Linked DNA regions of Homo sapiens: region 2 is linked to region 1. A link is a loop called in an ENCODE intact Hi-C map of the cell type or tissue named here. Cell type or tissue: MCF 10A. All regions are shown on one strand. Links, peaks and the distances in the headings refer to the core of each region. The heading gives the core; the rest is flanking DNA.

What was found. Hi-C counts contacts between places; a loop is a spot of excess contacts. Peaks named below come from ENCODE experiments on the same cell type or tissue, not always from the same donor. Only the 100,000 strongest peaks of a DNase experiment are listed, where the experiment ranks them.
Region 2: a loop joins it to region 1, with 12 times the contacts of the local background. A loop is called at or near these places in 12 of 110 quality-filtered maps.

Annotation. Positions count from the first base shown.
Region 1 is chr3:188,951,179-188,957,586 of GRCh38, forward strand. No RefSeq gene overlaps it. Among named protein-coding and RNA genes, the nearest start is that of TPRG1-AS1, 6.7 kb to the left of the region's middle. RefSeq lists silencers at 3,362-3,656, 6,022-6,316 and an enhancer at 5,972-6,408. In MCF 10A, for the core only: a CTCF peak has its summit at 3,626 (motif pointing left); a DNase peak (open chromatin) is centred at 3,613.
Region 2 is chr3:189,230,382-189,236,789 of GRCh38, forward strand. All of the region lies in intron 3 of TPRG1 (tumor protein p63 regulated 1), which reads left to right. Among named protein-coding and RNA genes, the nearest start is that of TPRG1-AS2, 7.0 kb to the right of the region's middle. In MCF 10A, for the core only: a CTCF peak has its summit at 3,065 (motif pointing left); a DNase peak (open chromatin) is centred at 3,040.

The DNA.
Region 1 (6,408 bases), core at 2,521-5,020:
GGGGCTGAGGCTTTCAGAGTCCTTGCTAATTACACACAAAAATATTATTAAAAGTAAAAATAAGCCATAGTGTGATTTTGACGCTCTGAAGAGGCACACGTGGAGGGTATGCGAAGCCATTTTATGACCTTGCTTCGTTTCTGGACATCCCAGTTCACTGAGAACAGGCTCTCAGAACGTGGGAATGGGCAGGAGAATCCATGTTGAGATGGAGATGCGAATGAGTCTGGTCTGTTTACGTGGGAGCAGGAGACCTTTGAGGAGATCACTCGCCAGCAATCAAGAAGAAGAACATGGAGACTGGGATGGAAACCCAAATAAGGCTATTCTGTGGAGGGCTCTGATGCCAAGGCTGGGGTGTTTGGACTCCCTTGAGGGTTATGGGAGATCAGTGGAGGTGACTGAGCAGGAGCATGGCACGACCCACAGTGTGTTTCAGTGAGACACTGTTTCATGGAGGGGCAGAAATGGGAGCTGGGGTCTGTCACCTTGTAAGCAAATGGCAGCTCCCCTCTGTCTGAGCTTCAGTTTCTCATCTGTTAAATAGATGGGTTAAACAGCAAATTGGTCTAATATGCTGTGATTCTATACTAAAGAACATGAGGAAACAGCTTGTCATATTGACGTGTGTGTGTGGAGGGTGTGTGTGTGTTTGGGTCAGGGGAAGAGGTGGGAATGCGGTAACTGCTTTGTTAGACACAAAGCCAAGTCCAGAGACCTTGTTCTTTAGGGAGGAAGCCTGAGCAGCCTCACGATCTCTAGCAGGTCTGAAGAACTTTCTGGGTATCTTTCTTTAGGCCACAGCACAGCACATCTGCACTTTAGGGCCTGGCCAGCGACCTCTGTCTAGACGTGTCTGCTGTCTACTTCCTAGTTCAGCTGAGAGAGCTAATATTTGAAAAGACTGGCCAGGCGCAGTGGCTCACGGCTGTAATCCCAGCACTTTGGGAGGCCGAGGCTGGCGGATCACCTGAAGTCAGTAGTTTGAGATCAGCCTGGCCAACATGGCGAAACCCTGAATCTACTAAAAATACAAAAATGAGCTGGGCGTAGTGGCAGGCACCTGTAATCCCAGCTACTTGGGAGGCTGAGGCAGGAGAGTTGCTTGAACTCGGGAGGCGGAGGTTGCAGTGAGCCGAGATCATGCCCTTGCACTCCAGCCTGGGTGACAAGAGCGAAACTCTGTCTCAAAAACAAAACAAGACAAAACAAAACGAAAGACTGCATAGGGGTTCTTGCAAACTAGCTATTTCTCAAGATATTTCAAATCTGTCTGTATCTTCCTATTAAATTTTCAGGAAGTTTTATATCAATGAGGACTACATGGCTTGGAGGCCCCAGAACTCTATCTTCAAAGTACAACTTGATAGTACACCTCCGACACTTACCAAGGTTTGCTGTAACATTGGTACATAGAAGAGCCTTTATTATAATGGTGTTATAAAGATAGCATCTGTTAAGTTGCTTTATATAAAGTTTCAGATGGAAAATTCATCAGTGAACTTATATAGTAAAAAAAAAATCATTAAAAATTTGGGTGGATCTACTTAGGTTTAAGTATAACTGCATTTGTGCTCCTGTTTTATAGTTGGGTTTAAAAATACTTGTGATTTTTATTATAAGCTTCCTCATATATCTTTTCAAGTAGGTTTATGTAAATAAGTAAGTAAGTAAATAAATAAATAAAGGTTCACTTGGACCCAAGTTAGTGCACGAAATGAAGAAATAAATCCACTTACGAATGGTGAACTGACTGAAGCCCTCCTAAGATGTTAGTTCAGGCAAAAGATCCAAATTTCAGAGCATCACAAGAGACAGCAGATTCCACTGAAACTATTACCTTACTGCTCCTATATATGAGGTGAAGTTTTGTGTGAGAAGGATCAAAGAGATTGTGATCATCTCTAAGCAGTGCAAAAATCTAGTGATGAGCAGGAGGAGAAAATCTAAATAGTTCTGGTAGAGATATAGGGATTAGTAAGTGAGGAGGTTATATGCTGGAGGTTACATTTAGCCTATAAAAACACCATAATCCAGGTTTATTCTACCAATTACTGTGTGGCCTTGAGATCTACATTTTAGCATTTACTAAATGATAGGGAAGAGCAGTTGAGCTCTTAAGCTTCTTCTAGTGCTCGCTTTCTATTTGCCCCAAAGTCAGTCTACACTGAGTGACTGATCAAACTCCACTTCCACCTTGGATTCCATAAACCAGCTAAGAAATAGATACTCTCTTCCTCACCCTTAGCCCCACACCACACCCCCACTGCTCATGACTGGAGGGCATATGTCGATTGGAGGGAAGGATGCGACTGGAAGTCTCTGAGAAGAGCTCTTCTCTTCCCTCAGGGACATGTCTATTCACTGAAGAATGACATAATAAATGGTCAGCTACCTTTAACCTGCCTTCCATGGATTCCCTGAGGAAAAATTAAATTACTGTTCTAATATGCTACAAACGCACAGACTCAAAATGTAAAATATGAAATGAATCTGACAGGTTATGTGGTTTAGCTCCCACACTTGATGGACAGAGAAACTGAGGCTTGAAGAGACGCACCCAAGGAACCTGGCCAAAGACACAGAGACAAGAAGTCTTGGAGCTAGGGCTACAGCCCAGATCTCCACTGCTCCTTGGTGCTCTTTGTTTTTTTTTTTTTTTTTTTTGCTACAAGTTGGAGCTCAGTCCCTGGGTTGCAATGGATAAATCTTTTGCTAGGCAACCCAGTTGCTAAGCTTTGCTCACATCATTCTTGAGCTCAAAAACCTTTATGGATTTCAGCTATTCATTCCTAGTATAGTCATCCTTTGGTATCCTTGAGGGATTGGTTCCAGAATCTTCTGAGGATACCAAAATCCAGGGATGCTCAAGTATCTCATATAAAATGGTGTAGTATTTGCATATAACCTACGCACATCCTCCTATATGCTTTAAATCATTGCTAGATTACTCATAATAATACAGTGTAAATGCTATGTCAATCGTTGTTATACTGTACTATTTAGGGAAGAATGACAAGAAAATCTCTACATGTTCAGTACAAATGCAACCTTCCATTTATTTTTCCAAATATTTTTCATCGACACTTGGTTGAATTCATGGATGTGGAACCTATGGATACAAAGGGCCAATTGTACAAGATTCATTTTGTGTCATTATTTGGGCTCTGCCCATGATATTGCTACTACTTTTTAAAAAAATTTATGAATTCCCTTCTGGAAGACGAGGTAGAAAGTAGACAGGCGATTTTGCTAAGCAGTTTTGACATCTCTCACACACACCTATTTTGGCTAACCTTTTCCTGATTTCTCAGTCCTCAGTAGCTCCTCTGTGCACGTGCCCAGATGTCACATTTCTTAACTTATTTTCTATTTCTTGAGGATAATTTAGTCACTTTTTTCTCTACAGTAAGCAGAGAAGGTAGAGCTGGAAAATGGGGTCTTCATCAGAGTTTAACTAGACTATGAATAGAATTCTGTAAGGCACGGACCAATGAGCTGTCTTTTAGGTCAGTCCAGAAGGACTCAGATTCACACCAAACTTAAGTGGCTGGTGAATGAGGCTCAGATTGTCCTCCCAGTTTCCCACTGCCATCCCCAATCCTGCTCCAAGAGCGCCCTCTGCTGGAATGGAGCAGGAGCCAACATCCTCAGCCATCTTGGAAGTGGGGCCAACTGGAACTCTGAAAGGATGAAAAGTACCTCTGTTTAAATACAAGCTCCAAATAAGACAGATCAAGTCTACAATGTCTTCTTGACTTTTATTTCTCATTCCTTCTATTTCCATTTCTTTGACAACTTTTCTTAAGAGGATCACGATGTGGTGAAAAAATAGAATTTAAAGAGGGGAAATGTAATCCAGTGAAATGGGCATAAAACTAAGAATTCTGCCTTCTTTGAGAGGTTTAATTGCTGGGTTACAAAGAGTAATTTCTTGGAATAACTCAGTTTCTAGTCTCAGATTGTAATTACTCCTTCAGTTAGAAACCTTCTTCCATTCATTGCCTGCTAAATTAAGTCAACATTCTTTACTTAGCTTTCAAGGTATATTTGTATATGAATTTACAAATTCATAATATGTTATTTAGTTTGTACTTCATTTATCAAAGCTAATAGTATCTTTACTTTAAAAAAATTTTACTCTGATCTACTTTTTAGAAATTGAAAAGATATTGAAAACTTTAAAAGTACATTTGAATACCAAAGTCATATGTTTCACATTAAAAATCATGCTCAGCACTTAATCTGCTTATAATTTTGAACAAGTGGAAGACCCTGATTAAATAATTAGCTTTTGAACAGAAACAATAATTGATAGGTTGAATTCTATCTTTAGCACTGATGTTAGTCCTAACTTGTTGTTTAGGATTGAGACAAGGTAAAGCGACATAAAAGATTTGGGGGAGTTGATATAACCTTTAAAGTGTCATTTAGTCAAAGGAAGAAACAGTAGCTAGGAATATACCTATTGAATAAACATAGCAATATGGTAGATTCTAGTCCTAGACCCCTGTTTTACAGCTAGAATTATGCCAAAAAGTTGAAAAGTAAAGCTGGATGAAACCTTAGAGAAGACTCCGCCATCTTATAACTCAGATGGTGAAATGAGACCCAGAAAGAATAGTCTTCCCAAAGGCTCACGGTCAGTTATTATAGGAGCCTCATTTGGAATTTGAGTCATCCAATTCTCAATCCACTGTTCTTACCACTACCCAACACTACCTTTGTTTAACTGTCTTTCTTGCATAAAAAGGGACTTATAGGTGAGAGATTCTATAGTGCCATTGGGAGCTGCTGCCTGAATCTCCGTGTAATTTCAAAGAGTTTCCTAACTCAGACCCTGTCCCATTTCACTGTATCCTTAAGAGGCTGAGAAACGGGGCATTCAGATTCTTTCCCCATGCTGACTCTTCATTCTGTTTACACATGGGCCGGCCAGATGCTAGAGAAAAAAAAACAAACATTTGCAGCTGTTATCAGGGGTAGGATAGAGCACATGAGGTTCCCAAGTTTTGATCCAACACATCAGAACACACTTGATTTTTACTCTGGCTTGGAGTTTACTGCCTTCAGCTTCTTCTACAAAGCCTGAATGTTGCCATTTCATGTCAAAACCTGCACTGAGAGATGCCGATGGCTTCTTGAGCTAACTTCAGCCCATCACCGCAGTGGTCTAGATGACCAAGGAAGTGACTGCTTCATTACAGCTTGAGGGGACCCTCTTTCTTCATCCCCCACTTTCACTTTTTTTTTTTTTTTAAATGAAAAGGCCGATGGTTCTCCCAAGTAGCCAGAGGCCAGCAGGAGCACTAAGTAAGAGACAGCAAGAAGTGTTCTTAGTGAGAACAATGTGGACTTTGGAGTTATGTAAAACCCAATTTTAATCCTGGCCCAGCCATTGACTGGCAGTTTGATTTTGAGTTATTTAAGTTGGAACCTTATTTTTCTTGCTTATTTATTGAACTATTAATTGAAAAAGTGATTCTAGTCCTAGACCCCTATTTGACAGCTAGAGAAATGAGACATGAACTGATACATGCTCAGATAAATACATTTCTTACTCAGAGGATAATAGTCAATGATTAATAGTTTCCACTGAGACATCACAAATAAGAAATAGATTGAAATTACATTTGAAGGATCTAGGTTAGATATCAAAAACTTCCTTGGAAGGGAGCATCATGAAACCTCTATTTCTTAGAAATCTTTAAGAATATAATAGTCACACATGTTGAATGAGTTTAAATGAAGCATTACTTACCAGGATAGACGACCTCTCTAGTTTTTCCCCAGTTAAAAAATCCAAGACTTGGGTTCCTTCTTTCAAGAGGAGTAATGTAAAAAGTCTGACCCCTAGTGGTCATCGTCTCTGCATTGGACCTAAGGGAAAAAGGCCAAAAAGAATGATAACAACCAGACTTTGTTTTGGAATTAAAAACGAACCTTAGAAATGTGAGAGTCAAATTGTCTAATTCTAAAACAAGGGAACTTAGACCAAATGACTACAAATATTTCCCCAACACCAGCGACTCTGGAGTAAAGCTTGTTATGGAACTCAGGACCTTTTGCTGGTGCTCTGGGTTCAAGATCCAATCGCTTCATCTTCCAGAGTCTCCCACCTGGAATCAGCCTCTTGGTGACATAGAAACAGCAGGTATATGCTGATTCGACTTTCAGGGCACAGGATTCAGTCCGCATTCTTTCCTTTTCTTTCGTGATGAGGAGCACTTAATTGTTCAGTAGATGTAACTCTCTCTCAGGTAACCAACCTAAGTTCTCCATTCCCTTTGTACATTCTGACAGATGCTCATAGCATGCTAAGTGCTCATGGGTGGTAGGCTGCTTTCTAGTTTCCTGATGTCTGTCTTCTCCCATTAATCAAATCTGATGCATACAAAGAACCAGCTG
Region 2 (6,408 bases), core at 1,648-4,147, 280 kb after region 1:
TCTGTAAAGTGGGGGATCATAACCATTTCACATGAAAAATAGTCATAAATTGCAAAAAAAAAATGTGTTGTGTCCCTGCATGTGATCTGGCTTCTGCCCCAATCTCCCTCCACTCTCTTTGCTCTCTTGCTTCAGTCATGCTGGCCTCCTTTCTGTCTCATGGACCTCCATGGATCCCACCTCAGGGCCTTTGCAACAGCATTTCGCTTTACCTAGAATACTATTCTCCCGGGTATTCTCCTATTTCCTTTTTCTCCAGGTCTCTGTATTGATGTGTCTGTCTCCTTTTGTCTGTGTCCCCTCCTAGAATGTAAGCGCCAGAGGAATAGGGGCTTGTTTTGTTCACCATTATACCACTAGTGCCTGGAGTGCAATAGTGGCTTAATTAATATTTATTGGATCAGTAGGGGGATTACTTCTGGCCTGATTACTTGGTATTGGGTTTCTAAAGAAATGCCTTCTTTATGCCACGTAGTGAGAAGAAGTTCAATCACAAATCAGTAACTTCACTTTTCAGCTATTAATATCATCCTGAGCTGCTGCCCTGTGTCTTCTGATGGGGGCTCGTATTTGCCTCCTCCATTGGCTTCTCTGGCTAGGGTATCTAAATGAATGTAGCATAACTCCTTCAACTGATACTCTCATGAGTTTCCATTTGGATCTTTTTTCCAACTTTTCCAGGTTCTTACTTATAAGGTGTTCCACAGCAGTCACCTGCAAAGGGAACTTTACATATAATGCATGGTCTGTATTTTAAGTCAGAGTAACTTAAGTATAACTTCCAGTAACTTGCAGTATAATAAAAATACAACTAGTTATGCCAGAAAAACTGACAGAAACCTTTTTCTCTTTTCTTCTCTCTCTCATACAAACACCTATAAAACATATATATATATATATATATGCACACACACATACATATGGAATTAATGACTTCTCTTTTAATTTTTTTAGGAAATTAAAATGAAAATATTTTGTATATCCGAAAACTATTATAGGCTTGAGGACTTCTCTTTAAGTAGATTTACTTCACTCACCCCCTCATTAACTCATTTGTTATTCAGTGAATATACAAAGTGTTTAAGGGATTTAGAAGAATCTTCATCATCGTCACCATCATATTAATAACCAACAATATTTGAACATTTTTGTGTGCTTGGTATTGCATTAAATTCTCCGTATGTCATATCTCTTTCATCCTAACAACAGTCCTATGAGGAATACACTATTATTATCTTCATGCTGGAGACGTGAAAACCAAATCTTAGAATGGATAAGTAACTTTTACAAGATTATACAGCTAGTAGGTGGCAGAGCTGCATTTCCAACCCCAGACCTGTGTGATAGAAAGCCCGTCACTGCTCAGGAATCTTGTGCTCATCTGTATTTATCAGGATTGTTGGTGAAGATTAAAAGAGATGATATGTGCATAGCTACTAGCACAATACCTGATCCATAGAAGACCCTCAATATATGGAGGCTTCTGTTGTTATAATCTAAGAAAACTTCATGGCAGAATTATTCCTCAGTTCATGTAAATTTCAGAAGCTTCAAACCTGGTTTGTGTGTGTGTGTGTGTGTGTGTGTGTGTGTTTGGGTGTATATCTATCTCTTTCAACTAAAACTTAATGTTTGTGATTTTTATTGTATTTTTAGAACTTACAAAGCCCTTTGTTTTATAAAGAAAAAAATGGCCACTTTTTTTTTCTGTAATCAACTGGAACAATATGATGGAACTCATGGTAGGACTTTCCTTACTAAAGAGAAAAAGTAGCTTTTAAGGGATACATAAATGGGTGTTTCCAGGTTTTTCCTACCTGTCTTTTATGGGGATACTCTGTCTGTCTTATACTAAGTGCACCTTAAAGAAGTGTTAACAAAATGAATAAATACTCCTGAATAAATACTCCTGAGTCCTTTCCTTGTGAACATTTCAAAGAATCATTCGTACTTTGCAACTTGTGCTTTTCCAACCTTGAGATTTTTACCAAACAGCAGGAAATGAAGGGTTGATAAGATAACCTTTTTCAAGGGCATCGAATAGATACATGGAGTAGCAAGCCCTATGGGCAAGAGGCTGGGAATCTGGGGACCTGAGTTCAGCTTCTGTGGGCTTGAGTTACCATTGTCAAGCCTCGTTACACCACACTACTCTTCCTTACATATTCCCCCTCACATCTCAGAGGATTGTATATTCCTTAATAATGGTATAATATTCTCTCTGTTCCTGGTAATTAGTACAGAGCCTGGTATGTGACTGTCTGCATGGGATAGTGGGGGGAAAAGTGAACTCCAGGGAGTCAAGTCAGGAAACCTGGGAACAGGGAAGGTTGGTGACCATTGGGTTTCTATTAGTATCCTGTGTTTACTTTGAGAGTCCTCTATTTTAAGCAAATTGGAAAGACCCAGGGGAAGAGGAACCAAATGACTGAAAGAAAAATATGTGAATCTGTGGATTAGTTAGCTAAAGGTCTTCCACGACTCCACTTAACTCAGAGGGAGAGAAATTGCTTTCCTTTAGTGCCGTGCATTTTTCATCTGTTTGTGTTTGAAGAGCAAAACAAAATTGGATCCTCTTCAGGGCCTGAAACCCAGTGGGTGATCAGGGAATACGTGTGGAATGAATGATTCAGTTTTTTCCTCCTGGGTTGCTGATTCCTTGTTAGCCAAGATACTATCTTTTCAAGGGCTGGGCTAAGAGGTTTGAAGGGTGCATGAAGGTTGATTTGTAAATTAGGAATAGTAACTATTTAATATAAAGGAAGATACCTCTACTGAGTGTGTATGTGTGTGTGTGTGTGTGTGTGTGTGTGTGTTTGTGTGCAAGAGAGGGAGACAGAGAATAATATTAAAATAAAATCTTTCTTGGAAGGAAATTATTTCCAAACCACAAAATAATTTGACACAGCTTTAAAAGAGCAACTGAAAGTATTGCTGGGCGTGGGACTGGGGCCACTGGGAGGGCATCTGTGATGATTTGAGTAACTGGGTGTGGGCACTGGAAGCTCTCAGGATGGATCCAGCCTGTGATTCCTAGTTGCCTGTTGCCCTCTGCTGGTGAAACTGTTGTCATCCCAGGAAACTGAAGACTCACGAGTTCTCAGGTGCCTTTTTATCTGGGGGAGAACCTAGGCTCCATCTCCTCAATTGGGGAAGTGATAATGGTGCTGAGGAAAAGTGGCAACTGGAAGAGATGCACAGACTCCTTCGCCAGGGAAGACGGGCTCTCACAACAGAGGGAATGGATCTCATGGTTCTATATTTTTCATTCTGTGACCTGCTCATTTGTTGAGCCCTTACTCTCTCTTTGACTCTTTGCTGAGCACAGTGAGGAGACACAGATAAAAATAAAGCACTGATTCTACACTAGAGAGGCATCCATTTAATATGCGTGGAGGGAGGAATGGGTAGGATAGAAAGCACTGTAACATAGAGAAAACTGTGATTAGGGCCACAACTGAAGCACTGATAGAGGCATGTGCACATTGATTGATTGATTGATTGAAGGAGACAGGGTCTCATTTTGTACCCCAGGCTGGAGTGCAGTGGTGCTACAATAGCTCACTGCAACCTCAAACTCCCGGACTGAAGTGGCCCTCTCACCTTGGCCTCTCAGGTAGCTGGGACTATAGCCGCGGACCAACACACCCAGCTATCTTTCTTATTTTTTTATTTTTAGTAGAGACAAGGTCTCCCTGTGTTGCCCAGGCTGGTCTCAAACTCCTGGGCTCAAGTGAGCCTCCCACCTCAACCTCTCAAAGTGTTGAGATTACAGGCCTGAGCCACCACGCTTGGCCTTGTGCATATTTAAAGGGAGGAAAGATATTAGCCACTTGTGGGTAGGGGAGGTGAGGGTAAGTTTCCATGGAATAGACAGCATTTAAGCTGCAAACCTATGGATGGGTAATTTATTTAAAAAATGCCACTGATATCAAAAAGTTTAATGTGTTTATGGTCAGAAAAAGTAAACTCTGGCAAATAAAAGCATAAAAAGTAATAAAAGTCACCTGAAATTCCACCACTTACAAATAATCACTGTTAACATTTTGATATGTGGATTATTTTGTTGTTGATACAAAATCGGAAGGATACCGCAGGTAACATTCTGTATCCTGCTCTTTCTCACTATTTTGGCATGAACATTTCCGCAATGTTACTGATTGTTTATTGACAGAAAATACGTTATTTTGTGGGGTACTATTGCAATATATAAACCTGAAAGTCGGGTTCCCCAAACAGCATGAACCAAGGCATATAGGTTGTGCAGTGCCAGGATAGCTTGTGTTTTTAGTAATTCATTTCAGAAGTATGTTTTGGATACTACAACCTTGGAGACACAAGGCTAAGAACTGAATTTGTATTTTCAGAGTTTACAGTATAGGAGGGGAGACAGACATTAATTATGTAATCATAGAAATAACTATACAATAGCATCCAAGGTAAGTACCATAAGTGGGAAATATGTGTGGTCTGAAAGTGTATATCAGAAAGAAGACAAGTAGCCACAGAGGTTTGAGAAGGCTTGCTGGAGTAAAGGGTAATGGAGCTCAGCTCTGTCAGAGTTAACTAGGTGGAGATTCATGAACAACATTGCCAGCAGAGGGAACAGCATGTACAAAGGCCTTTAAGTTGGAGGGGGCACAGTGAATACAAGGATCTGAAAGAAGATAAAGGAAATGGAGTGGAGGGACTTGGCCTGAGAGGGAATTGAAGAAGTAGGTAGAGCTTGACCCTGCAGAAACTTTTAGACCAGGGTAAGGTTTTTGTAATTTCTCAGAAAAGCAAGAACTGTTGAAGTGTTTTGAACCAGGGTAGGGCGGTAAAGATGAGGTTTGCTTTTTTTTTTTTTTTTTCCAAAGGATCCCCTCACTGCAGTAGGGTGAAGGGATTGGAAGGCAGCAAGAGTATATGTAAGTAAATCAGGTTTGGGTGACTAGTAACCCAAGCCTAGAGTGAGAGTGATTGCAATCATCTAGGCAGCAGATGATGAAAGACTGAATTAGAAGAGTGAAAGGGAAGATGGAGAGAGGTGGGTGGTGTTGACATCTTTATCTTAGGAGTAAAATTTGTAGGACTAGGCATGGAATGTGAGGAAATACGGTGAGTCTGAATGACTCCCAGGTCTCTAGCTTGAATAACTGGATGGAGGGAGGGTTCTTCCCCAAGCTAGGGGACACTGAAAGGGGACAAGGGCGGAAAAAGACAGTCTTGATTGTTGTTCTGAAGAAGTTTGCTAGAAGGAAAAATTCTAGGAATGGTGTGTCTCATCACATCAGCTTCTTGCAGAGGTTGGTTTTACCATGTTTACAAACCACACTGAAGGGTCCACTTTTGAAAGGTTGGTAGTACTGAGGAGAAAGCAAACACTATGCCTGGATATGGTGTCTCAGTACCTGTGTCGAGTCCCTGCACCACTGTTTGTTGGGTGCAGAGCATTGAACAAGTCATTTTAAGGATCTGTAGACCTTAGTTTGTCTTCAAAATGAGGGTAATAACATTTAGACCAAAGGGTTCTTGTGAAGATTAAAGGACAATGTTGATATTCAAGGACCTTGTAAACCTTTCTGAGCTGTACAAACACAATATATCTTTATTCCTATATTTGTTGTTATTGCCACTTAAAGCTCAATGCTATTAATGTTTGGAATATGCAATTTAATGTTTCTCCATGAGTTCTTAGGGGAGAAAGTGTGAATGATGTCTAAATAAATCAATACACAACCCAGGAACTTGAGATGGTGGCCCCAAACTATTTATAAGCCTGTATGTTTACTTGAATTTAGATATTCCTGACATGTAAATTATGCAGAGTTTGTGTCAGAGCAGAGCACTCTGTATTCCTAAAAAGAATCCTCCTTTTTTTCTGAATCCTTTACCTTTTAAAATACATCTCATTATGGAGTGCTGACATTTTCAGTAAAACCATTCAACCAAAAGCTGCAGTTTTTTTAGACTAAAACAAGTCTGGTTTATTAGGCAGCAGCTTATAACTTACTGCTAAGTAGATGCAATCTATTTAGGGAAGTTTATGTAGATATCTGATAAGAAATTTTAGTCTTCATCTCTTTCTGACTAAGACTGAGAATGTCAAGCAGACTCTCAAGAATTTCCTCTTTCTCTCAAAGTGGAGGAGGAGGAGGTGACTATCACTGTTTGGAGGTGAGTATCCACTGGATGGAAACTGTTGAACCAAGACTTAAACTTTATGCCATTTCCTTTCACAATACCACTAACTGTACTATGGTATTCTAGCTGAGTGATTTTGGCCATAACCTTCTTCAAAGGGTTGTGGTAAGATATAGAACTAATACTTATGAATATATAATGGCAGGCATATACTAGGACCTCAATTAATGACCTCATTCTTCTTTTCTTCCTTTTTCTGCTTCTCCTTTCTTTCTTTCACTT